Regions from separate parts of the Mus musculus genome. Here all the other regions are linked to region 2. Evidence: chromatin loops called from intact Hi-C (ENCODE). Cell type or tissue: left cerebral cortex. All regions are shown on one strand. Links, peaks and the distances in the headings refer to the core of each region. The heading gives the core; the rest is flanking DNA. Region 1 holds the start of Mrm2 (mitochondrial rRNA methyltransferase 2). Region 2 holds the start of Eif3b (eukaryotic translation initiation factor 3, subunit B). Region 3 holds the start of Mad1l1 (MAD1 mitotic arrest deficient 1-like 1). Region 4 holds the start of Chst12 (carbohydrate sulfotransferase 12).

The links. Hi-C counts contacts between places; a loop is a spot of excess contacts. Peaks named below come from ENCODE experiments on the same cell type or tissue, not always from the same donor. Only the 100,000 strongest peaks of a DNase experiment are listed, where the experiment ranks them.
Region 1: a loop joins it to region 2, with 2.1 times the contacts of the local background. A loop is called at or near these places in 19 of 42 quality-filtered maps.
Region 3: a loop joins it to region 2, with 3 times the contacts of the local background. A loop is called at or near these places in 16 of 42 quality-filtered maps.
Region 4: a loop joins it to region 2, with 4 times the contacts of the local background. A loop is called at or near these places in 8 of 42 quality-filtered maps.

What each region holds. Positions count from the first base shown.
Region 1 is chr5:140,330,033-140,333,962 of GRCm38, forward strand. It overlaps Mrm2 (mitochondrial rRNA methyltransferase 2), which reads right to left and starts at 1,866. Exons shown (of 3, transcript NM_026510.1): 1 at 1,821-1,866; 2 at 948-1,237. The coding sequence starts at 1,828. It overlaps Nudt1 (nudix (nucleoside diphosphate linked moiety X)-type motif 1), which reads left to right and starts at 1,828. Exons shown (of 5, transcript NM_008637.2): 1 at 1,828-1,923; 2 at 2,391-2,441. In left cerebral cortex, for the core only: a CTCF peak has its summit at 2,222 (motif pointing left); DNase peaks (open chromatin) are centred at 1,830 and 2,194; H3K4me3 peaks cover 1,373 bases; H3K27ac peaks cover 824 bases.
Region 2 is chr5:140,417,213-140,421,142 of GRCm38, forward strand. It overlaps Eif3b (eukaryotic translation initiation factor 3, subunit B), which reads left to right and starts at 2,093. Exons shown (of 19, transcript NM_133916.2): 1 at 2,093-2,614. The coding sequence starts at 2,149. In left cerebral cortex, for the core only: a CTCF peak has its summit at 1,696; DNase peaks (open chromatin) are centred at 1,600, 1,786 and 2,051; H3K4me3 peaks cover 2,495 bases; H3K27ac peaks cover 2,208 bases.
Region 3 is chr5:140,319,640-140,323,569 of GRCm38, forward strand. It overlaps Mad1l1 (MAD1 mitotic arrest deficient 1-like 1), which reads right to left and starts at 1,913. Exons shown (of 18, transcript NM_010752.3): 1 at 1,868-1,913. It also overlaps a transcript of Nudt1 not described here. In left cerebral cortex, for the core only: a CTCF peak has its summit at 1,835 (motif pointing left); DNase peaks (open chromatin) are centred at 1,967 and 2,712; H3K4me3 peaks cover 1,372 bases; H3K27ac peaks cover 984 bases.
Region 4 is chr5:140,504,122-140,508,051 of GRCm38, forward strand. It overlaps Chst12 (carbohydrate sulfotransferase 12), which reads left to right and starts at 1,488. Exons shown (of 2, transcript NM_021528.3): 1 at 1,488-1,575. It overlaps Gm38728 (a long non-coding RNA gene), which reads right to left. Exons shown (of 5, transcript XR_001785006.2): 4 at 3,860-3,930. In left cerebral cortex, for the core only: a CTCF peak has its summit at 2,198; DNase peaks (open chromatin) are centred at 1,424 and 2,284; H3K4me3 peaks cover 1,844 bases; H3K27ac peaks cover 1,141 bases.

The DNA of each region.
Region 1 (3,930 bases), core at 766-3,265, 87 kb before region 2:
AAACACCATAACCAAAAATCCAGTTGGAGAAGAAGGGGGTTACGTGACTTACACATCCATATCACTGTCACTGAAAGAAGCCAGAACAGGAACTCAATCAAGGCTGGAGCCTGGAGGCAGGAGCTGCTGATGCACAGGCCATGGAGGGTGCTGCTGACTGGCCCGCTCCCCTGGCTCGCACAGCCTGCCTGCTCCCCTGGCTCGAAGAGCCTGCTTTCTTACAGGGCCCAGACCCCCAGCCCAGGTGGAAACCTTTTCCTACTCACAGTGTCTGGTTATGGTGCTTATGACAGCAACAGAAAGCAAAGGAAGCCATTATTGTTTAGTTTTCTGGGGCTTTTTGTTTTGTTTAGAGAAAGGGACATAGTGCGAACCCAGGCTGTCCGCCAACTCCTGTGGTTTTCTTCTTTGTTCTTTTTTAAACATTTTGCTTATTTAATCATGTATGTGAGAGGGTATATAAGCAAGTGAGCACACGCCACGGCACATTTGTGGAGTCCACACAGCAACTTTCTGGTGTCAATTCTCCCGTCCACAGTGTAAATCCTGGGGCGAGAACTCAAGCTTGTCAGCCTTACCGGCATGCACCATTCAACCACCAAGCCAGTGGGTCACAGCCCAGAGTGAGAACCACTGCTGACTAACCCATCTTCATAGCATCACCACCACCCTGTGCTCCCTTCCCAACCCCCTACCTCTGCCCTTTTTTTTTTCTCTAGTACAGACATACCATGTAGCTGGGATGACCCTGAACTTCTAATCCTGCCTCCACCTCGTAGGCCTGCGGGGCCTGACTTTACTTAGCAGCTGTGTCCTGTACCCAGCCTGTGTCGTATTTCTGTAACTCTCATCTCTAAACCTACTTAGAAAGAGCCTCAAACAATGTCTCTAGGTAAGAGCTGCTCACTAGCAGTAGTCAGAGGAGCTGGGAGTCCAGCAGGTCCCACCTGCGCCTGTGGCATTGACGCGCTGCACTGCCACCTGACTCCAGGCTCCCGGAGCTGCCCCGCAGTCCAGCACCCGGAGACCGGGCCTCAGGATCTGATGCTTCTCATTCATCTCCAGGAGTTTGAAGGCACTGCGGCAGCGGTAACTCTCCACCTTTGCGGCCTTCACAAACGGATCCTTTAGATGCCGCGTGAGCCACAGGTGCTCAGCGCCGGTCCGGCCCCTGTAGTGACACACTGCTGTGTGTAACCTCCGAACCTTAAGGGGAACGCCTACCAGCTTCAGATGCCTGAAATGACGAAAAAAGAGTTAGCGGGTGGGCATTACACAGAGAGGCAAGAAAGTCTTGGTTCAACCTTTTTGTTTCTGCATATGTATGTGCGATATGCATGCACGCATGTGTATTAGCATGTATGTGCACATGTGTCTGCCTGTGTATGGGGGTCCAAAGTAGAGAAGGGACGTCCCCTTCGCTTGCTCTCTACCTTATGTATTGATGTAAGGTCGCCAACCTGCCAGTCTATCTCGCCAGCTTTCTCCAGGGACCCCTTTTCTCTGCCTCCCCAGCACTGGGGTTACATTTGGTCAGCACACATGTCCAGTATTTTGTAGGCTCTGGGGATCCGAACCCCAATCCTCCCGAATGCACAGCTTTATCCACGGAGCCCATACACCTATTTCTATGTTGCAAGCCTCACTCACTCACGTCTGTACATGAATAAACATCGTACACCCGTGTCCCGCTCCCCGGGACGGAGGTCGCCAGCACCCCTCTGCAACACAATTCACTGAGCTCCCTACTACTGTCATCCACTCCGTTCCTGTATGCAAAGACGTCCTTTTAGCGCAGGCAGACGCCGTAACTCACTCACCCGGCCATTGCTGCTTGCTGGTGGTTTCCTCCCGCCGCCGGAAGTCCCGCCCTCGCTTCCAACGCGAGGCTCCGCCCCGGGAAACTTTGGCTGGGGCGCGAAGGTATGGATGGTCCCGGGCGAATGAGATCTGGGTGCGGGAGAGACGCTGGAGGTCGGGAGTGGGGTGCCAGGGAAAATCTGGGGAGAGAAGGGGTAGAAGGACTAGAGAGCAGCTTCAAACCCACCAGGAAAACTGGGGTACTGGGCAGGCCTGAGGTCGGGAAGACCAGGGAAACTACAGAGAGTAGGGAGCAGAAATGAGAGGGAGAGGGGACCTGGGCGGTAAGCTGATGCATGGGCAGTTTGCAGCCTGTCTGTACCGGCCATAGCCCCTGGGAGGGGAGGCTAGGGAACGGCATTTGCAGAGTGCCCCCTGCAGGCAGGTTCTGGGCTCTGCACTCCATGTGCATTGTCTCCAACACCTGCAACACTTGACCTCAATTCAGACCAAAGGTTGTCCAAAGTTCCCTGACACACATCCGATTTACCACCTATCACAGCTACCAGGACACCCTTGTTTGCTTCTAGGCTCTGCCATTTGACCTCGGAGCACTAGTTTTCGCCTCAGAAACGAAGAAAGTAAGTCTTAAACTCTGTTCTTAGTCTTTTTTTTTTTTTTTTTACTTTTTTTATTAGGTATTTTCCTCATTTACATTTCCAATGCTATCCCAAAAGTCCCTCATACCCTCCCCCCCACTCCCCTACCCACCCACTCCCATTTCCATTGCAAAGGGAAACAGTATGGGGACTCTGTTTGAAGCAATGCCAATCAACAGAGCCATAGCCACACCCATTCTACCTGATTCCAATCTATGTCCTCACTGCTCATTTCACTGAGACAAGGAGCTGAGCACGCTGGTGCACGCCTGTCATTCTACACTCAGGTGGTTGAGCGGGAAGATTGTGAGTTTAAGTCCAGAATGGAGAACATGGCACAACTCTGTCTCGTTTAAAATCCTTGCAAAACAAATCACTCATCTGTATGGAATGTGAGGACATTTGTCATCACTCCCTACATGAAAACAATTTACATAGTTTGCATGTAAAGTGGGCCGGAGGATGTCTGTAAGTTACAGGCAAATATGCCATTTCAAAGAAGTGATTTCATCATACTTTAATCCCAGTATCCATGGAAGGGTAAGGTATCCTGGTATCTGTGGATATGAAAGATATCCTGTGGATATCCTGTGGCTATGAAAGACAGCTGTATACAGCCGGTGCTTAATAAGAGATGGCTGACTTTGCTGAGTCAGGAAGCCAGAGGCTCAGGCACAGGCAAGTCAGAACACAGGCCAATGCTAAGCCCACTTCTTCTCCTGACTTACCTCAGCACCAGGCCTAAGCTTCCGGGTCCCTTTTCTTTCCCTTTCTTCTTATTCTGTTTTTAAATTTTAACTTATATTGTGCACATATAGGGTTGTTGGATTTTTTTATTCGAGAACGTATAGGGTTTTAAAAATATTTATTTTGGGGGGCTGGTGAGATGGCTCAGCGGTTAGGAGCGCTGACTGCTCTTCCAAAGGTCCTGAGTTCAAATCCCAGCAACCACATGGTGGCTCACAACCATCCGTAATGAGATCTGATGCCCTCTTCTGGAGTGTCTGAAGACAGCTACAGTGTATATAATAAACAAACAAACAAACAAATAAATATTTTAAAAAACCATCCAGAGGTGGTGTATAGCTTTTAAAAAATATTTATTTTTTATGTTCATTGATGCTTTGCCTCCATGTATGTTTGTGTAGGGGGCCATATCCCCAGGAGCTAGAATTACAGACAATTGCAAGCCACCATGTGGTTGCTGGGAATTGAACTTGGTGCCCCTGGAGGAGCAGCCAGTGCTCTTAACCACTGAGCAGCCATCTCTCCAGCTGGAATACAGGAGTTTTGTTAACATTTATACTATATGTGTGCCTGGTACCCAAAGACGCCAGAAGAGGGCATCAGAACAGAGTTAGACAGTCGTGAGCCACCATGTGGATGCTAGAAATGGAACCACAGTCCTCTGCAAGAGCAGCTAGTCCTCCTAACCACTGCCATCTCTCCAGCCCTTGTTCAAGTTCCTTTT
Region 2 (3,930 bases), core at 722-3,221:
CACCTACAGCCATGATAAGTCTCTGGCTTCTAGAACCCGGAGCCATAAGCCTTTCTCAAGATTTGGATCGAATCCAGACACTGGGGCTTTGGGCTCTCAAAGGTCTGGGCCTGCCAGTCCTAGAAGAGACACTAATTAAAAACTAAGTATCCTTTAGCCAGGCTGGTGCATGCCTTTAATCTTAGCACTCGGGAGGCAGAGGCAGGCGAGTTCGAGGCCAGCCTGGTCTACAAAGTGAGTTCCAGGACAGCTAGGGCTACACAGAGAAACCCTGTCTCTTAAAACAAAACAAACAAACAAAAAAAGTAAATTAATTTACTTAGTGGGTACCTAGCACATCAGCGCCCCTGGCCCCAGTCAGTTCTCTCCGTCTACAATATGAGTTTGCAGGATAGAACTCAATTGTCAGGATTAACAGCAAGAAATGATGAGTAGATCATAAATACTTCTGAGTAGATCATAAATACTCAGCCAGGGGCTGGTGAGATGGCTCAGTGGGTAAGAGCACCCGACTGCTCTTCCGAAGGTCTGAAGTTCAAATCCCAGCAACCACATGGTGGCTCACAGCCATCTGTAATGAAATCTGACCCCTCTTCTGGAGGGTCTGAAGACAGCTACAGTGTACTTACATGTAGTAAATAAATAAATAAATAAATCTTAAAAAAAAAAAAAACCTCAGCCAGCCCAGTACTAACTTATCCATCAGCCCGTGTTCACATGTTTTGTGGTTTAGTCTTTATATCGCACAGGCTGGCATGATCTTTCTGCCTCAGTCTCCCCAGTGCTGGGATTCCAAGTCTATGCTTCCTGGTCAACTAACAGGTCCTTTAAAAAAAAAAAAAAAGGAAAGTTTTGTTTGTTTTTTCTTAGGAATGATCTGGGACCAGAGAGGTGACTCAACTGTTTTTGTTGTTGTTTTGTCTTTTAAATTAGGCTCAACAGTTCAGAGCATTGCCTGCTCTTCTAGAGAGCCTGGGTTCTATTGCCAGCAACGACATGCGGTTCATAATTGTCTACTCTAAGTCCTGCGCGTGATACGATGCCTTCTTTCGGCCTCCGCTTGTACACGGTGCACAGACAGACTTGCTGGCAGAACACTGATACGCATAAAAAAAAATTCGAGTTAAGAGATGGTTGTAAACTACCATATGGGTACTGAGAGCGAAACTTGTGTTCTTAAGCTCTTAGTCCCCTCAACTAGTTCTTATTAAGATTTTCGAAACTTTGAACTGGAAGTATCAAAAATCTTGACTATCTTTTCAAGCAAACCACTCTTGGGGTCCCCCTGGTCACTCCACGAAGGTTCCGTCCCGTCCACCCCACGCTGGCCCACGTGATCGCGCTCTCCCGCGCGTGAAGACCGCAGTCACCGGCAGACAGAATCACAGTGACTTTCACGTCTGGGGCCAACGCTAAATTGCGAGCCGCTGCAGTGAGGATGGCCATTGAGATTAAAGCCGCTCATCACACGACTCTGCATTGTGCGGGCAGTCATTCTTGTGTGTGTTGGCGGCCCCTGGTTGTCGGCGAGCTCCTCGCGTAATTTTGGAACCCTTCGTTCTTTTGCCCCGTCAGTGGACCGGTCTAAAATGCAAGACCTTACGGGGGAGCGAAGCCAGTCATGTCAGTCAAGCAGTCTGTCTGATTAAAAGCAAAGCTTACAAAGAATCATGTGTGGAGCTTTCAGTTGTCTTGGCATTATTTTATGGTCACATATTTTGTCTTCATACAGTTACGCGTGTTAATCATTTGAGAATCCACTTGATGCTCCCCAGATAGTACAGTCCTTCCCCGTAGCGCCCGCTGGGAGAGGCAAAGGAACTTCTACCATCTTGGACGCAACTATTTCTTAGCTAGAATGGGGGAGCCACATATCCTTGTGAATTTATTTGCTACCTTAAAAAACCTTTTGGGCTATAAATAAACTTGCATATCTTGAAACTTATTATTTTAATTGTTTCTAGATTTTTATGCATATCTGAGTTTTCTCGGGCTGATCGTGAGGAATGAGGGCGTGGGTGTCTCCCCCGAGCCACATCTTGGTACGATCCCATCGCTGCACGCACATGGCTCCGCGCTAGCGGCGCGCGGTGACTTCTGGGAGTCGGAAGCAGGGCGGCCGAGCCGGGTGAGAAGCAGCGCGGGCCCATGCAGGACGCTGAGAACGTGGCGGTGCCCGAGGCGGCCGAGGAGCGGGCTGAGCCCGCGAGGCAGCAGCCGGCCTCCGAGTCGCCGCCGACGGACGAGGCGGCAGGGTCTGGGGGGTCCGAAGTGGGGCAGACGGAAGACGCCGAAGAAGACGCCGAGGCCGGACCGGAGCCCGAAGTGAGGGCCAAGCCGGCGGCCCAATCCGAAGAGGAAACGGCGACGAGTCCGGCCGCCTCGCCCACGCCGCAGTCGGCGGAGCGGTCCCCGTCGCAGGAGCCCTCTGCTCCCGGGAAGGCAGAGGCCGTTGGCGAGCAGGCCCGGGGGCACCCCTCGGCTGGAGCGGAGGAGGAGGGCGGGTCTGATGGGAGCGCGGCTGAGGCGGAGCCGCGGGCTCTGGAGAACGGAGAGGCAGATGAGCCCTCCTTCAGCGACCCCGAGGATTTCGTAGACGACGTGAGCGAGGAAGGTAAGGGCGATCGTGTCCCCGGCCAGGGCGCGAGGTCTCCCGGTTACAACGATCTTGTTTCCTCTACAGTGGGGGACCATTTGGGGAGTCCGTTTCTGCGGCAAGCCCTTGCACCTGGGGGTTGGTGGAGGGCAGGACGAACAGGACTATCTGGGGGCATTCCAGTTTCCTGGCCAAGGGTTTCCAGGGTTGACCAGTTGCTGTGTTCCCAATGGTTTCCGTAGTAAGGCATTGCCATCGGACCCAAGCACATTACCAACCTGCTTCCTTTTACTAGGTCGGTACCCTGGACCATTGCTTTTTCACATTGTTCGTTTGGCCGCTTACTTCATGATTTCTTCTATGGTGACTGGCTTTTTAAAGGCATTGTTTCTGTCTACCTGCACAGGAGCCAGATTCCTAAAATCTTTTTTGACAGTTGATAGCATGTGTTCCTCTGCCGTTTCAACTTCACTTGAGCCAGTTCCTTCATGTGTTGGTGTGGCTAATACCAAGGGCCAAAGGGCCTAAGAACACCACTTTTTTTTTTTTTTTTTTAAACGAGACAGGGCCTCTCTATGTAGTTCAGGCTGAAATTGAACTCTTGGTTCTTCTCAGTTTTCACGGTGCTGGTCCTACAGACATGTACTCCCAAACAATTGCTTTTGAACTACCATGAAAATTCAGCGCCCCAATATAGTTGTCAACTTAGAACTTACAATATTTCAAGAGGTCGTCATTTGATGTCACCATTGTTTGACTTAATCCTTTTGTATGTTTGTGGGGGTTGTTTTGTTTTGTTGTGAAACAGGGTCTGGCATGGTCCAGGCTGGCCAGCTCTTTATGAAGCTGAAGCTGTCTTTGATCCCCATCCTTCTGCCTCCACTTTCAGATTGCCAGGATTTGAGATGTGAGTCACCATGCCTGGCTTATTTCTTGAAAGATGGCTAAGAGTGAGAAGCCGATAAACTAATGTGAGGAATCTATAGGCTCCAGCCTTGAGGACGTTTATCTGGGTAGAGCAGGTTTCTGGGTTCCCACTCTCGCCCGACTCCAGTGCTTGCTAATGTACCTGTTTTCCCCATGTTAGAGCCTAAGCTTTGACTTTGAAGCTCCTTTTGAATCCTTGGTTCCTTTGGCTATTTTGGGTCTGGGCTGTCCCTGTCACTTCATGGTTTCAGACAGGACCTCACCATTTGGCTGGGCCAGCAGGCCACGTAGGTCCTTGTACTTTTCTAGCACTGGGAATGCGGCTCCGTGCCCCTCCAGCTTTTTTGAGTTGGGTGCTAGCCTACAGGAGTGATCTTACCTCAAGTCCTGCTGCTCGCCCAACAAGC
Region 3 (3,930 bases), core at 576-3,075, 98 kb before region 2:
AGCAAAGAAGTTGTCTTAGTCAGGGTTTCTATTCCTGCACAAAACATCATGACCAAGAAGCAAGTTGGGGAGGAAAGGGTTTATTCAGCTTACACCTCCAAACATGTGTTCATCACTAAAGGAAGTCAGGACTGGAACTCAAGCAGGTCAGGAAGCAGGAGCTGATGCAGAGGCCATGGAGGGAATGTGACTTACTGGCTTGCTTCCCCTGGCTTGCTCAGCTTGCTTTCTTATAGAACCCAAGACCACCAGTCCAGTATGGCACTACCCACAACGGGCCCTCCCCCCTTGGTCACTAATTGAGAAAATGCCCCACAGTGGATCTCACAGAGGCATTTCCTCACCTGAAGCTCCTTTCTCTGTGATAACTCCAGCTGTGTTAAGCTGACACACAAAACCAGCCAGTACAGGAGTCTAAGCATTTCTCAGTTGGAGAAAGGTCCTTGAGAAGAGGAATGTATGTGAGGGGCTGAGGCAAGATCACAAGTCATGGGCCAGCCTGGGTTATACAAAAACCTAAAAATACAGCTAGACCCAATCTCAAAACGGGTGTGTGTGGGGGGGGGGGGTAACTTTGCAGAAATTTCTTCTGAATTTCCCACTTACAAGAACCGTGGTGTGCACCCCAATTACACATATGACAAAGCGAAGCTAGTGGCCAGGTGGACAACAGGCACAGTGGGAGAAGTGGGCCTTTGCTCACCAAGACACACTTTCTGTCCTCCCTCTTCGGACCAACACAAGAACTCTGCCATTAACACACAAGAATGAAGGGCTGCGGTTTCAGAAGCCACGACACCACACAGGTAACTAAAGCGCCACCTCAAGTTGTACCCTCTCCACAAGAACCCTGAACTTCCAGACAGCAGACTTTCCAGGACACCAGCTGCTCTGGATGGCTCCTGAGTTAACAGGGACACACACACCTTCTTTCTGGTTTCAGCCAAGGGACAGCCTGAGAACCTAGCACTTGGTGACACAGGTCTGTCATCCCAGGTACTCAGAAGGCTGAGACAAATTCAAGGGCTGGTGGCAAGTTCAAGATCAGCCCGGAAAACTTGGGAAGCCCCATCACAGAATAAAAATTAAGAAGAAAAAGTAAGGATTGGGCTGAGGAGGCAGCAGAGTAGGTGACTGCTTAGCGTACTGCTCTGCGAGAATGGGGACTGAAAACAACTCAATCTGTAAAGGCACTTTAGGGCAAGACAAGACAAGCAAGGTTCCATCTTTAGGACCCATATGGAAGAAGAAGAGAATTAAGTTATCCTCCAACCTCGACAGGAAGCCTGGTATATATATGCAAACACACACAAATCAATTAATTAGCCGATTAATTAATTTTTAAAAGGACTGGGGACATAGCTCAGTGGTAGAATGCATAAGTTCCTTGGTCAATCAACAGTACTGCCAAAAACAAACAGACAGACAGACAGACAGACAGACACACACACACACACACACACACACACAGTGGGCCTGACATGCGACTCAGCGCTCACCGGGGCTTGCCACCAAGACTGGTCAACCTGAGTTCGATCCCTGGGACCTACAAAATAACCGACTCCAACCCCGGGAGCCCTTCAGCCCACAGTGGGCCACGCTGTCCCCTCCGCCCCCGCCCCCGTCCCGGTCCCGGTCCAGGCCCGCCACCCCAGGCTCTGCAGCGGGACACCGGGGTGGGAGACCGTCCAGAGCGGCCCCGGGAGGGAGACACGGGGGACCCGGCAAAGGGAAGGCGCGCGACAGGACCGACTCAGAATGCATGCGTGTCGATGGCAGCAGACAGCTCCCTCCCGTGGCCTCGTTACGGTCGGGCAGGGCGCGAGGCGCCTGGGGCGCTCGCAGATCCCGCCACCGGGTCCCTTACCTCAGTTGAGGAGCCCGGTGCTGCAGCAGCCGCTCAGATCTCCCTCCTCTCCGCCGGTGTCTATATATCGCGAGACTTCCGCCGGGGTCTCGCGAGATCTGAGAAAACGGCCCGTAAAGAATTAAATATGTGCTCCACGGGCGTAGCCTGAGAACAAACCGCAGTCCCGCCAGGGGACCCGGAACCAAACTGGGCCCGGCTGCCTGTCCCGCAGGGCGCTCTTCCACTGCCCCGGGGTGCGCCGTAATGTATGGAATAGCACCGCGCAGGAGGAAAGGTTTGTTTGTTTTTGTTTTTGAGACAATGTTTCTCTGTGTAGCCTCGAACTCACAAAGATCCACCCGTGCCTGCCTCTGCCTCCCTGGAATTAAAGGCTTGCCGCACAACTGCTGGGCACGCTCGGAAAGGGAACAAAGTTTTGGAAAGTTGCGTTGCCTCTGAATCTTGCCACTTTGTATACACAGGTTGTTTTGTTTGGGCACTGTTTTGATTGGTTAGCTTGTTTCACTTTCTTTCTTTTGTGAATGAGAAGTCCTGGGAAGAAGTCCTTCACGTTGCGGGTCCAGAGCCTGATGAAATTTGTCTAGGGGCTATGTCTTTAGCCTCCTTCCTACCCGTTGCTTTCCTGCCTCTGCGTCAGCTCTAACGTGTTGTGACTAATGAATAAAAACCTCTTGGAATAAATTAAAACCCGGTTTCTACCAACCAAAATCCCCCGGACAGCATCAGAAGCATATAGCTGGTATTTCTCTTTGGTGTAACTGCCTACTTAAATCTTCCAACAGGCCGGTTTTTTATGTTTTATTATTTTATTTTGTGTATGGGTGTTTCATGTGCATGCATGATGTCCATAGAGACCAGATGAGGTCAGCAGAGCCTCTGGAACGGGAGTTAGATGTCTGTGAGCCAACATGTGTGTGCTGAGCACTGAACCTGGTGATCTTAACCTGAGCCATTTCTCTGGCCCACCACCAATGGCTTGGTTTGCTTTGGTTGTTTGGTTGTTTTTGTTTTGGGTTTTTTAAATAATTTTATTTATTGATATTAATAAATAATATTAATAAATAATAAACAATTTATTTATTTAATACATTTGAGTACACTATAGCTGTCTTCAGACACTCCAGAAGAGGGAGTCAGACCTCATTACGGATGGTTGTGAGCCACCATGTGGTTGCTGGGATTTGAACTCAGGACCTTTGGAAGAGCAGTCAGTACTCTTAACGGCTGAGCCATCTCTCTAGCCCCTTGTTTGGGGTTTTTTTAAGACAGGGTTTCCCTGTGTAGCCCTGGCTGTCCTGGAACTCAAGGCTAGCCTCAAACTTACAGAGACCCACCTGCCTCTGCCCGCCTCCCAAGTGCTAAGAATAAAGGAGTGTACCACCTGGCCCCCACCAATGTATTTTTAAGGTGCCCTGACTCATGACTTTGTTCTGTTACTATAAAAACTTCCTCATTGCTTCCAGACTGGAATGTGGAATATAGGGTAACCTAAGTCTGTATTTATGGGACATAGTCATTCATTTTTGGCTTGAATAAACAATCCCTCCAGTTGGTTGGTAGTGGCACATGTTTTTAATCCCAGCACTCAGAGGCTGAGGCAAGAGTATCACTGTGAGTTCGAGCCCAGCCTGGGCTACAAAGCAAGTTCCTGGACAACCAGGGCTACACAGAGAAACCCGATCTAGAAGAAAATAATAATAATAATAAAATGGACTGGAGAGATGGCTCAACCGTTAAGAGCACTGACTGCTCTCCCAGAGATTCTGAGTTCAATTCCCCACAACCACATGGTGGCTCACAACCAGCTGTAATCTGTCTGTAATGTGTCTGAAGACAGCAACAGTATACTCACATAAAATAAATAAATCTTTCAAAACAAATAAAGATAAAAATTTCTCTCATCCCTTTTGAGATGAATGTTGTGTTTTGGGTTCAAACCGAGAAACAGAGTCTTACCCTGTAGCCTAGGTTGGCCCGGACCTCACAGCAACCCATCAGCCATCTGAGCACAGGCAAAACGGCCCTGGCCCTCTACTGACCATTGGTTATCAGACTATTGA
Region 4 (3,930 bases), core at 710-3,209, 87 kb after region 2:
TACATTGATAGAGATGGAGCCCAGGGCAGAGCAAGCATTCTACCCCCCCTGAACCACACCTGAGCCCTCGAACTTACAGTTATAGATTGAATTGTGTTCTATCTTCCAGCCCCAAAAGGAAAGAGATGTTGGTGCTCTAGCTCCTAGTGCCTTAGAGATGACCTTATTTGGAGACTGAGCCAGGAGAATGGTAATGAAATGAGGTCATGGGATAGTCCTGATCTTGTCTGGCTGTGCCCTTATGAAAATGGAAATCTGGGCTGAAGTACGCAAAAGGGAGGTAAAGAGAAGGGCTGGAAGATGCTCCTGCAGGGCTCTCTGCAAGAACCAGCCTGCTTGCTACCTCAACTCCTGGCATCTGGCCTGCAGAACCCTAGGAAAAGAGCTGTCCATAGTTGAGGCTGGGTCTGTGTTACAGTTAGAGCAGCCTGAGCAGGTCACACGCACACATGGCAACCCAGGGGACTCAGCTGTAGGTTTTGAATCCTAGTTAGTAAGATGGGATCATCTGCCACCAGAATATAATAAATCTTCCTAGGTTCTGTCCTCTGCCATTCTGTGTCATACTGCTACAGAAAGAGGCTTCTAACCCTAGGCACTGGGAGAGCCCGTTGGCTCGGAACCAGTCCCCTGCTTTGGGAAGGCAGCTCAGTGCTGGGATGTTAAGTGTGCGTCACCACGCTAGCTTTCTTTTGCAGGTGCATGTGTGCACCTCATGTGTGATATGTGGGACTCAGAGGACAACCTCAGGCACCTTCCAACTTCTGTTTGAGACAGAGCTTCTCTTTTGTCTGAAACTTCACCATATAGAGAGGGCTAGGGAGCCAGCAAGCTCCAGACTCTCTCTCTGCCTCCCGGTCTTGCCATACAGGCAAGCACCACGGAGCCTGGCTCACGAGCATGGGCTGTTCACAGGTTCTGTGGATCTGACCACAGTTTCTCACCTTTGTGAGGCGAGCACCTCATTTACCCACTGAATCCTCTCCCCATACCTTGTTTGTTTGTTTGTTTGTTTGTTTTTGAGACAGGCTCTCATTAAGTACGGCTAACCTGGAACTTCCTATCCTACTGCCTCAGCCCCTCCCGTTCCTCCCTCCCCCCTGCCAAGTAGCTGCGGTGACAGCTTGCACCATGCCTGGCTCTCACTAAGAGCTTTACCTGCATGGTCTCTCTTAAGCCCCATAAACTCTGACAGGATTGTCAGCTTGCACAGCCCACGTTGCAAGTTCAAACTGCGAGACAGGCAACGCCCCTTGAGATCAGCCACGCCCCCACTCCGGATTGGTTGCTGCAAAAGGGGCGGGACGCTCAGGGATGGTGGGTGGGACCAATCTCTGGCCGTAAATAAGGTGCCACATGGCACTGGCTGGCGAGGGCAGGAACGGGGAGAAGTGCGCAAGCGCATCCAGAACGGGCGTAGTCCCGCTCGTTAGCTCTCGCGAGAGGATGGAGGGAGGTCTGCCTGGGGGCGGAGCCGCGCCTCGGGCGGGGCTGCTAGCGGGAGGAGGCGATTTCGGCTGCAGAATCAGCATCACCAGCAACAGCAGCAGCGGCGGTGACTGTGGCGGGCGCTAGGTGAGGAGCGCAGGCTCGAGCAGAGCGAGGGGTGCGTAGGAGTCCCGAGTCCTAGGGTGGGGCGATGGTCCATGGTTTGGCGATGCAGATTGGTACCTCCTTCTGCCTGGCTTAGGCAGCTCCCACGTGGTCCCGGGTTCGAATCCCAGTTCTGTCCAGCTGGCTGTGTAACCTTAGCCAAGCGTGCACCTTCTCTGAGCCATCTTCTTGTGCAGCCCTGCAGAATGCGTGGAGGAAGGTGTGGCCACTTGGCCGACCTCCTTTGCAGTAGTAGCGGCTGGCTCGGAGGTTGGGAAAACACCTTCCCAGTTTTGCCTCTGGCTGTTTGGGTGTCCAGGCGAGAAAGCAATTGTTCAGAGACTGTTGTGCTGCAGTGTCCCGGCCAGACCTTGCAGGAGGCTGTCTCCGAAGCCAGGTTTTGTACCGAGCAAGCACTGGCCCCACATCTCACCCCAGTCTACTGAGCATCCTCCTGCCCTGTGCATTGCTGCGGGTGCCCCCAGCAGCAGCCTCATGCCTGGTGGGCCACAGGAAGCCGCGCATTAGTGGCTAACAGTAGGACCTATCTTCTCTTTGGGCTTCTGGCCACGAAGACATCGCTGGCAGACCTTGGGTTCCTTCCGCACATCCGCCTAGCTGTCGCACAGAGAGCTGTAATGTTTGCACCCTTCTTAAATTATTTATTTTATAATCCCACGCTGCGCTGGGAGCCCCGGAATTGAGTGGGAATGTCACCCTCGGGGGAGAACGGGGCTGTGAGCCTTCCATTGCTGGGACAGCACCGTGTGGCTCCAGCCTAGGTAACATGAGTTAGGGCCCTGTTTCCGGGTGTGAAGGAGAGAAAAAAGATTGTTGGGAAACTGCTATGTGCTGGGTATGATACTGCAACTTCGCGAGTTGCCTAAGGTGGAGCGAGTTGCCTAAGGTGGAGCGTGGTGCCAGTTCTTGTGAGCTTAGGCAAGAAGATTGCTGTGAGTTTGAGGGCAGCCTGGGCCGCATAGTGAGGTTCAGGCCAGCCTGGGCTACAGGGTAAGACTCAGACTTAAAACAAAACAACACAAAAATTACAAAAGGGCCTGCCTGTACCTTCATGTTTAATTTCCTTGCTAGGATCTGGGGCTGAGCTTGCTTGTACCCGTATTGTCATGTCGCTTTCGTGGGTCTGCATCTTCAGTTTCCTGCTGTAAGGGCAAACCACCATATTGGGTGGAATGCTGGGAACCATGGGCCCTGGGTAGCTCAGGTCGTCCTGGTTCAGGGCCACTTGAGTGCCAAGTGTATGAAAGACGTTTGCGGTATGCAAAGAGAATGCCAGGAAAGGTGGCACGTACCTGTAATCCCCAAGAGGTGAAGGCAGGAGGGTCTACAGTTGAAGTCTAGCCTGGGCTACATAAAACCCTGTCTCAAAGAAACCAAACAAAAGAAACCCTTAGCATTGAAGACTGGAAGCAGCTAATTCAGGAGACGTTGAGTTGCTGTGCTCATGAGGGGTGGGGCCTGTGGGGGAAAGACTAGTTTCTGGAGGGGCGGGCAAGGAGTTGTGTGCATGTCCATGTGTGTATGCAGGTGCATTGGAGGTCAGAGAATAACGTTGGGTGTCGTCCTCAGGAATGCCATGTCCTTGCTCTTAAACAGACTGGCCTAGAGCTCACCAATTGGCAAGGCTGGCTGGCCTAGGGTTTCAGGCACACAGCACTTAATTGGTTCTGGGGATCTGGACTGAGGTCCGTGTGCTTGCGTGGCAAGCACTGTACCGACTCGGCCATTCTCCCAGCTCTGGGAGGACGGATTTCTGCTTGAGAAGAGCCTTATGCCCTGCTGGAGACCAGGTTCCATTGCTGGAGATTGCAGTTGAGGTGTGATGGGAACCAGGACCAGGTCTGTCAGAGGTAAACTCGTGATGCTAGAGGGAAGGGCAGGGAAGCTTGGGGTGTAGGGAGATGCAGTGCATGACATTGTGGGTGTGGCTCAGTGGTTAGGGGAGGTGGTGCAGAGCCAGAGTTCCCCCAGGGCTTCTCTGGGCAGTGAGGCTCTCTGTACGATTCAGTAAGAACTGGGCAGAAGAAAGAAGCAATGCAAGTCTGGGAGCAGCAGCCAGGTTCCTGCTGGTCCCCACCCCCACTGCACTGGGTGGTGGAGGAGACGTGGGAAAGTGTGTGGTTTGTAGACGCTAAGAATCTGTGACATTGAGGACCTCCAGCACAAGGCACGCGTGCTTGGGCTCAGAGTCTGGGAAAACCCGAGAGAAGAGAAGAGAAGAGGGGCAGGCAGAAGGGATGCTCACACTTAGATGCCTGTGGACTCAGTTCATGATCAGTACCACATGATCACCGGAGCTGGGTGGGGCGGTGATTG